2 separate regions of the Homo sapiens genome follow, and region 1 is linked to region 2. Evidence: chromatin loops called from intact Hi-C (ENCODE). Cell type or tissue: K562. All regions are shown on one strand. Links, peaks and the distances in the headings refer to the core of each region. The heading gives the core; the rest is flanking DNA. Region 1 has its middle 120 kb from the start of MTX2. Region 2 has its middle 46 kb from the start of MIR1246.

The links. Hi-C counts contacts between places; a loop is a spot of excess contacts. Peaks named below come from ENCODE experiments on the same cell type or tissue, not always from the same donor. Only the 100,000 strongest peaks of a DNase experiment are listed, where the experiment ranks them.
Region 1: it touches region 2 in a loop (2.3-fold over the local background); 2 of 110 quality-filtered maps call a loop at or near these places.

The regions. Positions count from the first base shown.
Region 1 is chr2:176,382,134-176,390,474 of GRCh38, reverse strand. No RefSeq gene overlaps it. Among named protein-coding and RNA genes, the nearest start is that of MTX2, 120 kb to the right of the region's middle. In K562, for the core only: a CTCF peak has its summit at 4,450; no DNase peak of the experiment used is centred there.
Region 2 is chr2:176,551,279-176,559,619 of GRCh38, reverse strand. No RefSeq gene overlaps it. Among named protein-coding and RNA genes, the nearest start is that of MIR1246, 46 kb to the left of the region's middle. RefSeq lists a silencer at 3,465-3,759 and an enhancer at 4,845-5,139. In K562, for the core only: a CTCF peak has its summit at 4,968 (motif pointing right); a DNase peak (open chromatin) is centred at 4,999; H3K27me3 peaks cover 1,973 bases.

The DNA.
Region 1 (8,341 bases), core at 179-8,178, 170 kb after region 2:
AATTCTTTCCACATTAGTCAACAGCAGTCCCAGTTCTGGAAAAGAAAAAAAAAATCAACTCAACCTTGGTAGGCTTCTTTCATTGTCATTACTGAAAGTACTACAGAGTATTTACTATTTGCTATTATTTCTCTGGTCAAACTAAAGGACTGATTTATGCCTGCTGAGATCTAAACCTATTATCTCAGGGAGAAGATGTATAAGATCCAAAGTTCTATTAGACTGTAACTCAAATCTAAAACTACATGGTGAACTGGCACATGTGCAGGTGCAGGGGTTATAGACACCAGCCCCTGCCCTGAGATGCACAGGAGTTGGAGGGAGTGATGCTGGTGAGACTGATGGGCACAGCACCGCGCAGGCAGAGGCTGTAGGCACAGTTTGGACAATGCTAAGGCAGAGAAGTTGGTCGAGATTTGACCCTCAGCTCCTTCACCACCAACAGTGTGGTCTTGGGCAGTTCACTGAAACCATCTGTATCTCTGTTTCATTATTATTTCAACTTGTTTCTTTCCATTTCTTTCCAATCCTCCACAACAAAGTTGAAATCCTTTTTTGCATATTTATATCTTATTATACACTTAGTACCTCAGAAGCATTTTCTCATAGTAAGATGATTTTTCATGACTGTATAAGGCTACAGTGTATGGAAATATATTAGCTTATTGAGCAAATCTTAATGGTTGGACACCTGTATTGTTTCCACTTTTCACCATAATAAATTGTGATGAATATTTTCCTTATCTTATAAAAGATCTTAATAGCACTGAAATGAAATAGTCCATGAAAAACTTTAAAATCTCAACAGCAAAATTGTCTAGAACTCAATAGTTTAGGAGGTAATTATTCTGTAACTTTTTACTTTTCCTTAAGTACAATTTCATTTTTTGTAATAATACAGATTTTACAAATACTATATGATAGAAATTAAATTCAATATTGAATGACAAATATTCATTGATCTCATAGTCTGTTGCCAGATACTGGACTAAGTCCTGAAGATACAGCAGTGAACAAGACAGACAAGCCTCAGCCTTTCTGGAGTTTACCTTCAAGCAGGGGAGACAGACAAAACAATCACAAATACATGGAACATACCTCAGAAGGTGATGACTGCTTTAGAGCAAAATAAAGCCTGAGAGGCAGCTAAATAGTGCCAGACAGGATGGGGGAGGTGGGTTTTTATATAGCGTATCCAAAGGAAAACTCACTGAGAAGGTGATATTTCAGCAGAGATTGAAGGAAAACAGGTGGGAAAGTTATTCAGGCTGAGTGAACAGGAAAGCAGAGAGGCTCATTTGGCTAGAGCCAAGTGGGCGAGAGGAATTTGGTGGGAGATGTGTTCAGAGAAGTAGCAAGGGTCAGACCACATAGGACCTAATAGGCCTTTAGAAGGACTTTGAGTTGAGTTGGCTGACATGTATTCTTAAAAGATATTTTCATGCACATTGTGAAAGTATCCATTTCTTTTAAAAATATGGTTCTCAGCTGGGTGCAGTGACTCACGCCTGTAATCCCAGCACTTTGGCAGGCTGAGGCGGGTGGATCACTTGAGGCCAGGAGTTAGAAACCAACCTGGCCAACATGGTGAAACCCTGTCTCTACTAAAAAATACAAAAATTAGCCGGGCATGGTGGTACACACCTGTAATCCCAGCTACTCAGGAGGCTGAGGCATGAGAATTGCTTGAACCTGGGAGGCAGAGGTTGCAGTGAGCTGAAATCAAGCCACTGCACTCCAGCCTGGGCGACAGAGCGAGACTCCATTTCAATAAATAAATTTAATTAATTTAATTAAAATAAAATAAAATATGGTTCCCAAAATAATGTTATTTGGTATGAGTCCCAGTTCATATGTTTTTATAGACTCTTCTCCCATTCCAGTCCAACAAAATATGTACTATTTGTAACCATTCATATCCAAATGGCTCTTAATGAGCTTAAGACCTCTATTCTTCAAAGCCTGTTGTTTTATCAAAGAAAGAGAAGTATAAGAGCTAAAAAGAAAAAGAAAATAGAAATAAACATCTTTCTGGGTAAAAAAAAAATGAGTTTCCATAGAGATCAGAATTGGGGCCATCTGATGTTTTATAAGTATTCTACAAGAGAACAGAGAGAGAGCTCCCAGAATACAGATGATGCCAAGACACTCACTATGTGAAACGCTCAAAGGGAGAGAACAGGGCAAAGGTCTCTCACAACTGTGACTTGATATAAGTTGGAAGATGAGTGTCAACATTTAGGAGAGGCCATACAAAATGTTCCTGTGAAACTGCAGCATCTGGGCTTTCATTTGTCCTAGACTTCAAGGGCTTTTTCTGCAGACACTACCCCTGCCATGTTCCTGCAAACAAAGAAGCACATGAATGTTGGATGACATCAGAAAATGTAACAAATAAACATTCATTCTTTCAACAAATGTGTACTGAGCACAGACTATGTGCCATGCACTGTGCTTGCTGTTGGAAATACAAAGCTTATAGTTTAACAGGGTGACAAATAAACTGATGGAATGTGGCAAATGCTCTTCTAGACATAACCACATGATGCTACATGGAAAAAGAGCACATACCCAGATGACTGGGCTCAAGTAAGCTAAAAGAAGTGCTGGGAGGGCCAAGTGCAATGGCTCACACTTATAGTCCCAGCACTTTTGGAGGCCGAGGTGGGCAGATCACTTGAGGTCAGGAGTTCAAGACCAGCCTGGCCAGCATGGTGAAACCCCATCTCTACTAAAAATACAAAAATTAGCTGGATGTGGTGATGCATGCCTGCAATTGCAGCTAGTCAGGAGGCCGAAGTAGGAGAGTTGCTTGAACCCAGGAGGCCAAGGTTGCAGTGAGCCAAGATCATACCACTGTACCCCAGCCTGGAAGACAGAGCAAGACTCCATCTCAAAAACAAAAACAAACAAACAAACAAAAGTGGTGGGAGTTTGGTAGATGTAGATAGGTTGAAAGGATTTGGTGTTCCGCAAAGGAAGAAAAAAGACCGATGGGCAGGCCATGGAGTTCTAAAGAGGCTGTTCTATGTGGTTGGAATGCAGAGATGAAGAGATGCAGTCTGGAAGTGGCGAAGGGATAGAGGTGAAGGCTTGTTCTTACCCTCCTGAACGCAATGGTAATTAATACATCAACATCTGAAAAACTGCATGCTATTCTGGTCCTTGCACTCAATATCCAGATATGGCTGGAAACATGTGGGTGAAGCAGTTTTCACGGAAGAAAGACTTAAAAGATTTGAACTCCCACCTAATAAGGCCTAAAAGAGAAATGTACCAAAATCTATGAAATTAAGAAAAGTCATAAATAAGGTAACATGATGTACTTATTCATTAAATCCCAGACATCAAATGCTGGGCAAAATCCAGCCAACCAGGTCATTTTATACATTAATCCCATCTAAAGTAAACATCTCCTAAATTTAATGATCATAAAGATCCCGAGGTGGTCATTAAAAATACAGATTCTCAGACCTCATGCCAGCACTCGCCACCTTGCCTCACTCTCCTACCAACCTCCTGAATCAGAATCTCCAAGAGACAGGCCTGGGAATTTGTATGTTAACAAATGACTCAGAAGGTTCTTATGCTTTGGAAAAAATTTGGGAAACACTGTTCTAAAAGGATAGGCTGAAACTCCTATAGTCAATAGTATTCTTACAAAAAGGTGCACCTGGCCAGCAGTGTGTCTTGCACATGCCTATTATCAGTTCCCCAGATAGCTTGGATACCTTTGAAGGGTGATATGGATGAAAAGTACAGAAGATGTTCAATAAATTGGGATGTCTCATGATGGCCAGGGCTATTTGCAAGTTACATTACTTATCTCAGACCACTGGCCTCACCAGCCTATGGAGACCAAAAGGGTTTAAGTAACATTTTATATAGATAGATGATGATAGATAGATAGATAGATAGATAGATAGATAGATAGATAGATAGATGATAGATAGAGAGAGAGAGAGAAAGAGAGAGAGAGAGAGAGAGTCTTGCCCTGTCGCCCAGGCTGGAGTGCAGTGGTGCAGTCATGGCTCACTGTAACCTCCACCTCCCAGGCTCAAGCGATTTTCCCACCTCAGCCTCCTGAGTAGCCGGGACCACAGGCAGACACCACCACGCCTGGCTAATGTTTGTATTTTTTGTAGAGATGGGGCTTTGCCATGCTGCCCAGGCTGGTCTCAAACTCCTGGGCTCAAGTGATCCTCCCACCTCGCCCTCCCTAAGTGCTGGAATTACAGGTGTGAGCCACCATATCTGGCCAACATTACTATTTGATTGTGGCCAGCTTAGTATTCCAAGGGCCTGTGCAAACCTGCAGCCTCCTTCAAATTGTCCCCTGATGTCTCCTCAACTTCTGCCACTAGAAACAAGTTTGTTCAAGGTCTTTCACTCAAGAATCATGCCAGAAGCTGGTAACTAGCAGCCATTCAAGAGAGTCACCACATGGTGGCTGCAGCTCCTGCTGTCCCCCTGTGTCCTCTTCCTCTCTTCCTCCAAATCCCCTTCTCGAAACCTTCTTCCTTCCTTCAGCCCTTAACGACCATAAATAGCTGGAGGAAGGGATGGAAACTTGCACTACATTCCCATTCCTGTCTTTAACTTACCCAGGACTTTGCTGCTACAAGACAACCCCCTAAAAAGGCATGGTCTTCACCTGCTTGTCACAGAAATGGATTCTCACATTCCTGACTCTCATTTTAGATAGCATCCCAAGCACATCAAACAGAGAGTTTTTAAAAATATATCTAGAATATAAATTGTTTTGCCAAATTTCAACTTGATGGCATTTGAAATACTTAACGTCAGAATCCATAAAATTATGGGACTTCAGCATCCTAGGAACCACTACAAGTTCTGGGAAGGAGAATGCCTTTCCTGGATTTGCAAAAGTCACTGGCATGTGGAAGACACATGCAGCTTAATGAATATAGTACACAGATGCTTCTAAAATGCACTTGCATTTCAATAGTTTGCAATAAGTGAAAGCATTCTAAGTAAGAGCTCAATTAACTAGATTCATAAACACAACTGTTTCACAACCTCAATCAAAACTCCAGAGGCTTAGGACAAGGGTCAGATTTTTATTAGTCTGAGTCAAATTTGATCCCTTGCTTTTTGGTCATTTTGCTGCTTGCTAAAACCTTCAACAAAGGCAGAGGAAAGATCACAAATCAATCAATAACAGATGTTGATTCCCTACGTAGTCCACTGTCTGAAACATCTGGATGTGGAAGGACCTCTTTCTGGATGATATAGAAGACTAAAAGAAGTTTCTTCTGGACAAAAATTTTTCATGTGCTAAACAAGGGCAACAATTGTAGAAATCATGTTTGCAATTCGGTAAAGGTGACCAGCAGTTTGGTCAAGACCAAAATCAGCCTACTATAGCCAAGTGACCTCTTAGAACAATTATATGAATTTCACAGACCAGTAAGAAGCCACCACTAAGCAGAGGCACTCCTGTGCACAACCTGCCCCTTTAAAAACACATATTGCCTTCATGTGATAAGTGTGTAGGCCTTTGATAATGGTAATTCTCCTACTCAGATGCTGGCCCAAGAATGGGACATGTTCGCCCTATCACTTCTGTTTCCCCATGTAATTAAGAACTGACCACTTGTAGATGTGGACCCTTATTTGGAAAAAGGGCTCATGCTCTAGAGGACATGTCAGACTTCTTTATAGATATCAACCTCTTTGCATTATTTAACATTTTTGTATTTCAAGCCTCTTTTCAAAATAAATTATAAGCTAACATACTTGTTCATCGGGCATGTTTGTGGACCCTAGACACGCATCAGTATTAGTTTCTTACTTCCCCTTCAATTCACTGGATAATAGATCTTAGTGCTGAAATGCTTCTTTCAATTAAACTTGCAGTAGATCTAAAGATTCGGATTGTAAGCTCATTACAATGGGAGCAACATAGGAGAACAATACCATTGCTAGTGGCCCTGGATACCCAGACTTAAGGGGGAGAATTCCTCACAACAAGTTTCAGATTGAACCTTTGTGTGAGTGGATTTAATTCTTATGGAAGAGACAGAATCAGACATCAAAATTCAATAAAAGGAAACTCTGGGCATGAAAAATGAGTAGTTGTAAAATATTTAACAGAAGCCAAATATTGAACTTGGACTTGCAACTTTGTTCCTATTGTGACCTGTTGGAGGTGAAATGGAAACACCCAGTCTCATGCTGAGCCAGACAGCAGAAAGTGGCCCCGTAATCCAGCTCAGAGTGACTGACTCCCTATGGACTGGGGGCAACAGAAAGGAAAGCAGCCTGGGGGTGTTTTCATTCCCAGAGTAGTTTCTCCTATTTCATTATTCCAAAGGTTCTAATGCTGAACAGGTAGGATGTACCAAGGCCTCCAGTCAGGGTTTACGCACTGATGTCCTAAAACACTTGTCCTAAAGCAAACACACAGGTTAGTACAGATTAGACATACTTCTGTACTAAACATCCTAGGTATGTACAAATATTGTGAGAATGTTCTCTTTCCAAGAATTCAAACAACTAGGGTTGCTAGATTTAGGAAATAAAAATACAGAACATCTTCGGTTAGACAGGAGAAATAAGGGGTTTTTTTTTAGGTCTATTTCACAGCATGATGACTATAGTTATTAATTGTTTGTTGTATATCTCATAATTAATAAGAGAGTAAATGTCAAATGTTCTCACCACAAAAAATGATAAGTAAGGTGATGGGTATGTTAATTAGCTTGATTTAATTATTCCATTTTTTATGCATATATCATAATATCACTTTTACCCCATAAATATATATGGTTATAACTTGTCGATTTACAATACAATTTTTAATTTATAATTTACAATTTAATTACAAAATTTTAACTTATAATTTACAATATAATTTCTTTAGTTACAATTAAAAAATACAGAACATCAGTTAAATTTGAATTTCAGATAAAGACTGAATTTTTTTAGTATAAGTATGCCTCATGCAATACTTGGGATATACTTATACTAAAAATATATTCATCCTCTATCTAAAATTCAAATTTAACTGGGCATCTTATATTTTGTCTGGTAGCTCTACCAGCTCACATCATAAGAGGACACCACAATTGAATCTACAGATGAGAAACTAAATTTGAAATAATTCATCTGTTCAATGTCACTGAGACCATTAGTGCTTAGGCAGAGAGCAGTAGATCTGATACAGTGGGAAAAGCACAATGATAATCTTGCCCTTGCCTAAAGTAGAAAGACATGCATGTGAGTTGATGCTTTTATTTTTGTTAAATACCCTTGAGTCAATATAATGCAAAACCATGATAGTTCACATTTTATAGTAACTTGTGTGAAACAGGAAGAAAGTCACCTCTATGGGAGTCTAGATGCATTTCTAACAAGACTACAATGACAAGGGGCTAAGTACACACCTCACTTATATTTAACATAGGGAAAGAAGAGATTGTCAATAAGGTGCTTATACTTAGAGATGGAAAATTTTGAGTGGGTTTATTTGCTGTGTGGTGTTTGGTGTTAAGCGTTTCTGTTTACATGTATGTTTGAGGGTTTTACTCCTTACAATAGAGTAAATCTCAGAAAGGCACAGAATATTGCACTGATCTGAACAAATTATTTTTTAAAGCCATCAATTAAAATAATAAAATTATAAACAATTGGGGGAATGCAGAATATGTATATATCTTTTTATATCTCAGTACCTGTGAAGAGCACAGAACACCTCTGATTAAGCATTTGTTTAAATTAAGAAATTAATTTATAGTAAAAATGCCAAGAGGAATTAATCAAAAATTATCATGTATAATTCATTTCCAGATCATGGAATATATTTGCGGCTAAGGAAATTATTTGGCTATCTACTGTAATTCTTGGACATTCTGAGGGGTTTTAGTATACCTTGAATCCTATTGTTTCCCATTATGCATCAGGAAATCAGAAACTGATTTCAAAATAAAATTGAGATTTAACTTTTAGTCTCCCCCTAATTATCTAGAAATCACATAACCACAAGAACTTCACTAGAATTGGTTTTTATGTCCCTACGTAGCCTGGCAGTGCCTGACTCACACAATAGGTACTCAGAAATCTGTGTTAAATTAGCTGGGCATGGTGGCAGGTGCCTGTAGTTCCAGCTACTTGGGAGGCTGAGGCAGGAGAATAGCTTGAACCCAGGAGGTGGAGGTTGCAGTGAGCCGAGATTGTGCCACTGCACTCCAGCCTGGGTGACACAGCGAGACTCCATCTCAAAAAAAAAAAAAAAAAAAAAAAAAAGCCAAGACCATTTCTGTGATTCCTGGATGTGTCAATCGGCATTAAAGACCAAAGAAAAATAGACAACAATGAG
Region 2 (8,341 bases), core at 82-8,081:
GGGCCTTTTTTTCCCCAACGCAATCTGCTCTTATCTAAGATCAGTCTTTTACACAGAAGCTAATTTTAGGTCAATTTTTACCTCTCTGGGGACATCTTTTTAATATCGGGGAATTAGGGAATGGAATGAGTGGCCTCAGAAAGTAGGTTAGAGAGACATATTCCCTGCATGCTAAAACTCACAAGATTGCCTTGGCAGAAGGCTAGTCCTGGCCATGACATGAAGTAGGCGAGCAAATTAGGGAGAGTCTAAATAATTCTGTGCTGCTGGCTAGGCTCCCGGGGGTGAGGGTAGATAAGCAGACCTCATACTTCAAAAAAAGTGATACCTGGAGCTACTCATTCAGTATTACAGTTATGGTTCTTACCAGCTGAACTTTCATTTCATTTTTTAAATATTTTTATTTCTTGTTCTATAAAAGGACATTATTACTTGACTGCATAACATGGGAAAGAAACAAGCAAGTGATCCAGAGCTCTAATAATACATTCTCTCTTTAGCATTGCTGGGTTGGTCATCATTTAGACCTGGGAACCCAACACCTCCTGAAACTGAGAAGAGAGGGCAGACAGGAGTAGGGAAGGCACCACAGGCCCCTGCCTGACCACACAGAGAACGGCAGGGCCCTTTGTGGAGAATGGTGAGTGTACACATAATGCACAGGCAAGCAAACTGGCAGCTAAGAGAAAAGGAAATTGCTGAGTTAGGATATATTCAGCTCCCCCAGAAGTTGCCAAAAACCCTGTTTTCTAACTGTGTTATAAGCCTTTTTTGGATTCCTTGGTCTGTGGCATCCATCAGAGCTGCCCACAAAAGACGCTCATGGGGAATCACCCTTCAGCCTCTCTGCCGGCTGGCCGGCTTCTGCATGGTGTGAGAAGACAGTGAGTTTTAGCACCATTTCCTTTCTGAGTCCAGCTCTAGGAACTTCCTCAGCATGAAACTTTCTTGGTATGGAAATGAAGTTACATATTAATACTAGGTAGCTGGGATCCATCAGCCATCTTTGCCTTTCAGACTCTCACACACATCACCTCTTCACAGAGACCTTTCTGAACCCCTTTACCAAAAATTGCACCCTTCATGTGCACACACACACACACACACACCCTATTCCCCCATGCTTATTTTCTCTCATGTATTGCCTCTTAATAAAGAAAATTCCCATCTCTTTGTCTTTTTTTTTTTTTTTTTTTGGACAAGGTCTTTCTCTGTCACCCAGGCTGAGGTACAGTGGCACAATCACAGCTCACTGCAGCCTCGAACTCCTGGGCTCAAATGATCCTCACGCTTCAGCTTACTGAGTAGCTGGGACTACAGGCGAGCGCCACCACACCTGGCTAATTACAAAAAAAAAAAAAAAAAAAAAAATTATAGAGATGGAGTCTGGAACTCCTGACCTCAAGGGGTCCTCCTGCCTTAGCCTCCCAAAGCATTGGGATTACAGGTCCCATGAGCCATTGTGCAGAGCCTAAACACACTTCTCTTTTATTTTGTCTATTTCTGTTTCCTCCATTCATCCCCAGAATGTAAGTAAGTCCATGAAGGCAGGGGTTTTTACATGTTTTGTTCCCTGCAATTTCCCCAATACCTAGCATAGTACCTGGCACATAGCATGTGCTCATTTAACATATATTGACTGACTGAATGAACTAATCATAGAATCAATTAAAATGTTTAACTCTGGAAATGGACATTCCCCATTCTTAAAACATGGAGTCTTTTATTCCATCTTTACACACTTAAATTTCAAGCACGTTTTTGGAAATGCATTATGTCCAAAAGTAGGGTACTGCCAGTATTACTACTTAAAAGTAAGTGCTAAATTTTAGTAGATTTAGCACATTGAAATAATTATTTCAAATTATGCACCTCAGGACATCATGGAGACCTGTACAGCAGCAGTCCCCAGCCTTTTTGGCACCAGGGACTGGTTTCCTGGAAGCCAATTTTTCCACAGATGTTGGGGGGATGGTTTTGGGATGAAACGGTTCCACCTCAGGTCATCGGGCATTAGTTAGATTCTCACAAAAAGCTTGCAACCTATATCCCTCCCATGTGCAGTTCACAACAGGGTTCGTGCTCCTATGAGAATCTAATGCTGCCACAGATCTGACAGGAGGTATGGCTCAGGCGGGAATGCCTGGGACTCCTCTCTATCGGGAGCCTGGAAGTGAGGTGGAGGAAGCGGGGACCACAGCTGGCTGTGCAGCATAGCCAGTGGGTAATCAATGCAGGCTTTCCTGTGAAGGGACCAGGGTAGGCTGAGTAGAGCCTTACCCAGTGAACAATGGCCCTGAGATCCTATGTGAGGGAGAACCACCATTTCAAAGTTGTGAAAGACTATTTCTCTTTTGCATGTAGAACAAACCATATATCTGAAGGTTTTTTCCTAATATATACATATATACTATTGGCGTAGTGTCTCACTTGCCCTTGACTACAAAGTGTTTTCCTGTATTTTCAGTTTTCTCTAGAAATTTCCTGAATGATATCTAAGAAAATTTCTGTATTTAGATAGCAAACTTAGGAGGACACATAAGACCCAAGAAGGCCAACTGACTTGCCAAGATCACACAGCTGGAAAGAGACATATTTACATCAGGAATTTAGCATCACAATTTCCTCACGAGTGAGATTTCTGCTCAACAGACACGTTGCATTAGAATGATACCATGTATTAGCACATCATTTACTAATAAATACATTTCATTAGACGTTCAAGATTGAGAGTGACTTCCAGAGGAAAGTCTTATGTAGACCTTACAGGGCACATTTATAAGAATACATAGTTCTAAAGCATTCATTTTGAGACAGAAGTCTATTTTAAGTCATGTGGAGCATTTCTAATTAACTTTTATCACCTACCCAATATTTAGAAGCTGATACCATAAAGAAACTTTTTAACACTTGCTTTATAAAGATAACACTGAAAAGGACTTGGCCATCTGCTGAGCCTCTTTTTCTTCATATGGGAAACCTAAGACACTCAAAGTTCACATCATATCACAAGTGAGTTCGTGCCAAAGTCAACACTAGGGCACATCTCTGACTCCCAGTCCAATGTTCTTCTAGGTATCTCCTCCTGTCAGATTGCCTGCTTGGACAGATGAAAACAATCATTAAACTGCCTTTCAGTTTTCCTTACTTCGGAGTAGCTAATTCAAATCACATTGATAATCTGTATTACCCAATATGGTGTGACTTTTCAGATATTCAAGTATTGAAGAAGTAAATTGTCTAAGAAAAACCTAGCAAGGAGGGTTGAAAAGAGCGGAAGTGACTTGTGCCAAGCCTCTCAACTGGAACTGGTCCTGTCCTTGGGACTCTAGAGAGTGAGCCTGGCCTTGGCTGTCTGAGGTTCCCAGAAGAAGACCGGACCTTGAGATCTGAGGATTGGTGCTGAGCAGTGCACTTTGTCAGCACCTGTAATTCCTTCATCACCCAGCTCAGTGCCCAATAATATTTGTTGATTTAAATCTGTATCAAATACAAAACAGAGTTGGAAAAAACTCTATCTGGTGTGTTAGAGCAGGGGTCCCCAGCCTCGGAGCTGCGGACCGTCCCGTTAGGAAGTAGACCGCACAGCAGGAGGTGAGCGGCAGGTAAGTGAGCTTTACCACCTGAGCTCCGCCTCCTGTCAGATCTGCAGCGGCATTGGATTCTCACAGGAGCGCGAACCCTATTGTGAACTGCGCATGCGAGGGATCTAGGTTGTGCGCTCCTGTGAGAATCTAACTAATAATGCCTGATGATCTGAGGTGAAACAGTTTCATCCCAAACCATCTCCCCCATCCATGGAAGAATTGTTTTCCATGAAACCAATCCCTGGTGCCAAAAAGGTTGGGGACCACTGTGTTAAAGGGCAAGACATTAGATGAGTTATCATTCTTCTTTTATTAATTCTCCCCTGTTGTCCTTTTAAATTAATGTAGTTGTTAAAAAAATAAGTAGTATCTACTGCATAAGCAATTAACACAAGGCAGACCCATAGAGTTCAGTAAATGTGTGTGACGATGATGACATATACATGCCTTCTTTCTGCCGCAGACAAGGTGCCTGGGCTCAAGCATATATTTCAATATTATAAAGGGGTAGCAGAAGGTATCTTTGTGGCGATGAACCAATTTTTTACCTTGTTTGTAGTGGTGGTTCATGCATCTACACGTGATAAATTGCATAGAACTATGCACACATACAAATGCATACAAGTAAACGGGTGAAATCTACATAAATTCCACAAATTGTACCAATGTCAATTTCCTGGTTTTGACGTTGTATCACAGTTATGTAAGATGTTACCATTGTGGGAAACTGGGTGAAGGGTACACAGGGCTTTTCTGTACTATTTTGTAATTTCTTGTGACTCTATAATTATTTAAAAATTAAAAGAAGATTCAAGGTTTTTCTTTTTTAACCACTAAAAGATTTCATTAAAAATATAAATGTTTTTGCTTCCTCACTTACCGAAAAAAAAATTCTTAAAATAAAAATTTTCACCTGTTTCTGGAGACTACATCACTAAAGTGGAAACCATTTTTTGCCAGTAAATGTGGTTCCAAGAATTTGAGACGGATTATGCAAATGACTGATTTGTACTATCATACATTTTTAAATACTTTAAACATAACAATTATAGGTGTTGAAACTTAAAACATTGATGAACAGCTGTTAACTTTTAAAATTATAATAAAATTAAAGTGGCCATCATTAAAGAAAGGAAAACCAAGCACTCGTCTATAGAAACTATTTTTTAAGATACAAAGCTCCAATATGTTCTTAAGAAAAAAAATGCACTTGCCTCTTCTCCCAAGTAATATATTTTAGCTTCTCATTATGAATAATCCATCTTTCTCTATGTTCATGGAAGGAGTAAAGCTCAGTCTTTATTTGCTTCTACAGGAAATTTTATTTTCTGTAGAAAGCTAGTCAATTCAGAATAAAGGGACTAATTTATATTTGACCACTAGGTGTCACTGTTGATGGTGGCGTGGGCGATAAGGAGGGGGAGGGGAATTGAAAGCAAGCTCAGGGGATTTGGGGGGTTGAGTTTGTTGTTGCTGTTGTTTTTAAACATAAAATGCTCACATCATTGCCATTCTCCCTCTCTAGGTACGGCAGGGTGGTAGGAAGGAAAGAGAGAAGTATGAAGACACAGCTTTGGCAGTGTTTCCGTAATGACTGGCCCTCAGACCACCCTAGCAGATTGCTGACTGCCGAGCCACAATCCCAACAGAAATTGACTCTTCAAGTCCATTTTAATCATTCCCTAACCACCTCGCGGGAAAACAGAAAAACGTCAATGACTCCACGTTGGGAAAGCGAGGCTCTCCTCGGCCATGCCTGCCTAGTGCTGAAGAAATCAGATGAATAATTTATATCACAAAGCAGTGTGCAGGGTCAGCTCGTGTGTGAAGGGGCTCTGAGTGAGGAGCTCTGGGCGCACGTCAGAAACATCATCTATGAGGCCAATAAACAAATCCAGGCGGAAGAGCCTCAGGAAGTGGAATGGGAATTTTTTGTCAGCAAAGATCAGTGAAGTCCAATTTAATTCTGGACTTGGCTGTATGAAATGGGAACGTTTTCAAAGCCCGTGGAAAATCAAACAATGAAAAAGAGATTTTCCTGATGTACTTGGCACAGACTCCAAGGATAGCAAGACGGGCAGTGCTGCCTGGACCCCGGAGGGAGATCGTCCTTATCTTCAGAACAGCCAGGGCCCGATGCCGAGCCTCACGGTCAGGGGTCGGTTCCCGTACCCAGTAGCATACCCAGGATCTGCAGGCGGGGCGGGGCTCGCTGGCAAAGCCCTGCAGAGGAGGCTGCCGTGTGCCCGTGCTATTTCAATCAAGCGTCTCTAGCTGGAGCTCTTATTCTTTCACTTTCCTAAGGGGGAGAAAGTTAAAGAAAACTAGGGAGTTGGAGTGGAAGGGAGTTTTGAGGAGAGAGCCTAAACAAGGGGTACTAACCCCCTTGTAAGCATCTAGAGGAGAATTTTAAAAAATGGAGGAAGGAGTTGAAATACATGGCCCAAAAGTTTTCATATTTGAAAATAGTTCCTTGCTCACTTATGTTATAAACTATTGCATCAAATGACCATTTCTAACCATTGTCTCATCAAATGAGACATTTCTCAGGGCAGGATTAGTAGTTTATACTTAACCACAATCATTGGAGGCAAGTTAGTGGGATAATCATGTAATAAATTAAAAAAATAAAAAACAGAAAAAGAGGTAAGCAACGAACATCGAGTGCCAACTACACGTCAGGTATTATCCTCAGTGTTTTCTGTGCATCAACTCATTTAATCTTCAAACAACGCTACAAAGCAGGCACTCATATTATTCCTATTAGAGATGAGAAAATGGAGAGAGAGAGAGGAGGTCAAATGGCTTGCCCACGGTCGCAGAGCCTGTAAGCGGCAGACTACCTCCAAGTCACTCAGCAGCAAACATAGGTCTAGAACTCAGAGCTCTGACCCTTACCACCCAGGCTCTCCTTATGGATCTTTTACCATCTTGTGCCCTGTGAAATGTCTACCAAGTTCAGATCCTAACCACTGAGAGCCATAAAATGTATGCACAACAGAATTTCTCTACTTGCTACATTCTGACAAAGTACTACACCAAAAGATGGAATGCAAACTAGGCTGTGAGGCCAGCCCTTGACAGGCATGCCTTTTGTGGCTCACAGCTTCAACTACTACCTCAGGCAAGCCCTTGAGACATCTCTCTGGACCAACTTCTCTTCATATAGCCACTTAGTCTCTGGTCAGAGTCAACTAGCTATATGAGACTATAGATCAAACATTCATTGTGATTTACACGAAATTAATTTCCAGAAAGTGTAAGTAATGGTACTTTGTATGAAAACACATATTTTCCAGGAATTTTTTATTGCCCATGACACACACACTAAGATTTTGCCAAAATAAGTTCAAGCCAGTTGTGTAACTGTACTCAAAATAGCTGAGGCTACATAAAATGTCTTTTGGGCACTGACTCAGGGGGAAAAAAAACAAATGTGCTCCTTAATAACCCTGGTAGCTGTACTGACTCTAACAGATAATTTTCTAGTCCAGCAACAGTATTGCAGTTTGTCATTAATAGATGTGAGGAATTTCTTTAGTTGGAATGAAGCCACAATTAGTAGATGTCCTTTACCCCTACACCTGCACCGCCCCTCCCCCTCCCCCCAAAAAGAAGCAGCCTCTGGAAATAAACCCAGAGGAAGTATTCACTCTGGAAAATAAATGCGAGTATCAAAGTACAGTCAAAGTTTTTGTGGAGGTTCTTATTGTATTTCTTTTAGGATAGACACTAAGCATGAACAATGGGATGATCTGTCAGACTTATCATTCCTGTTGCACTTCCAATGAGCCAGGATTATTTCCCTACCAATGATTTGCCTAGTGCATTAGGTAGGGCTTTCTAGAGAAACAAAACCAGTAGGATATATGTATAGTGTGTGTATATATATATATATGATGGGAATTGGCTCATGAAATTATGCAGACCCAGAAGACCCGTGATATGCCATCTGCAAGCTGGAAAACAAGGAAAGCCAGTGCTGTAATTAATTCTGAGTCCTAAGATGTCACTGAGGGATGGGGAATGGGAGGCACTTGTGTGAGTTTGAAGGCCCCATAACCAGGAGTTTGATGTCCAAGGGCAGGAGAAGATGGATGTTTCAGCTCAAAGAGAGAGAGGGAATTCATCCTTCCTCCATCTTTTTCTTCTATCTGGGCCCTCAAGAGATGGGACAATGCCAGCGCATATTGGTAAGGGTGAATCTTCTTTGCTCAGTCTACTGATTCAAATGCTAATCTCTTCTGGAAACACTCTCACAGACATACCCAGAAATAATGTTTTACCAGCTACCCAGGCACCCCTTAACCCAGTCAAGTTGACACATAAAATTAGCCATCACAACGAGGAAGTAAGGTTCACAACCAGAATTAAAAGGACTTTAGAATTAAACTGTCTTCAAGTGGCCAAAGAAACTTAACTTTCAAACTTCCCCTAAATTCTGATAAACTTTTGAAAAACGTTTTCTCTTTTATTTTGCCACATACATATCCAGATGCCAACACCACACTATTACCTGGGAAATGATGACAGAAAAGGAAAAATTAAAAATAAACACAAAATGTTTATTAAGATAATTATGATTGAATACAAAGTTTCAATAAATTAATTCTTCCGTATTCATGAAACCCAACTACAATAGACAACTGTCAATGTAAGGCAAGTCATTTTTCATTAGTGATTGTGCTTTATATTCATATTTTTAAGAAATATTATTGGACTCTGCTATGGACTGAAATGTGTCCCCCATCCCC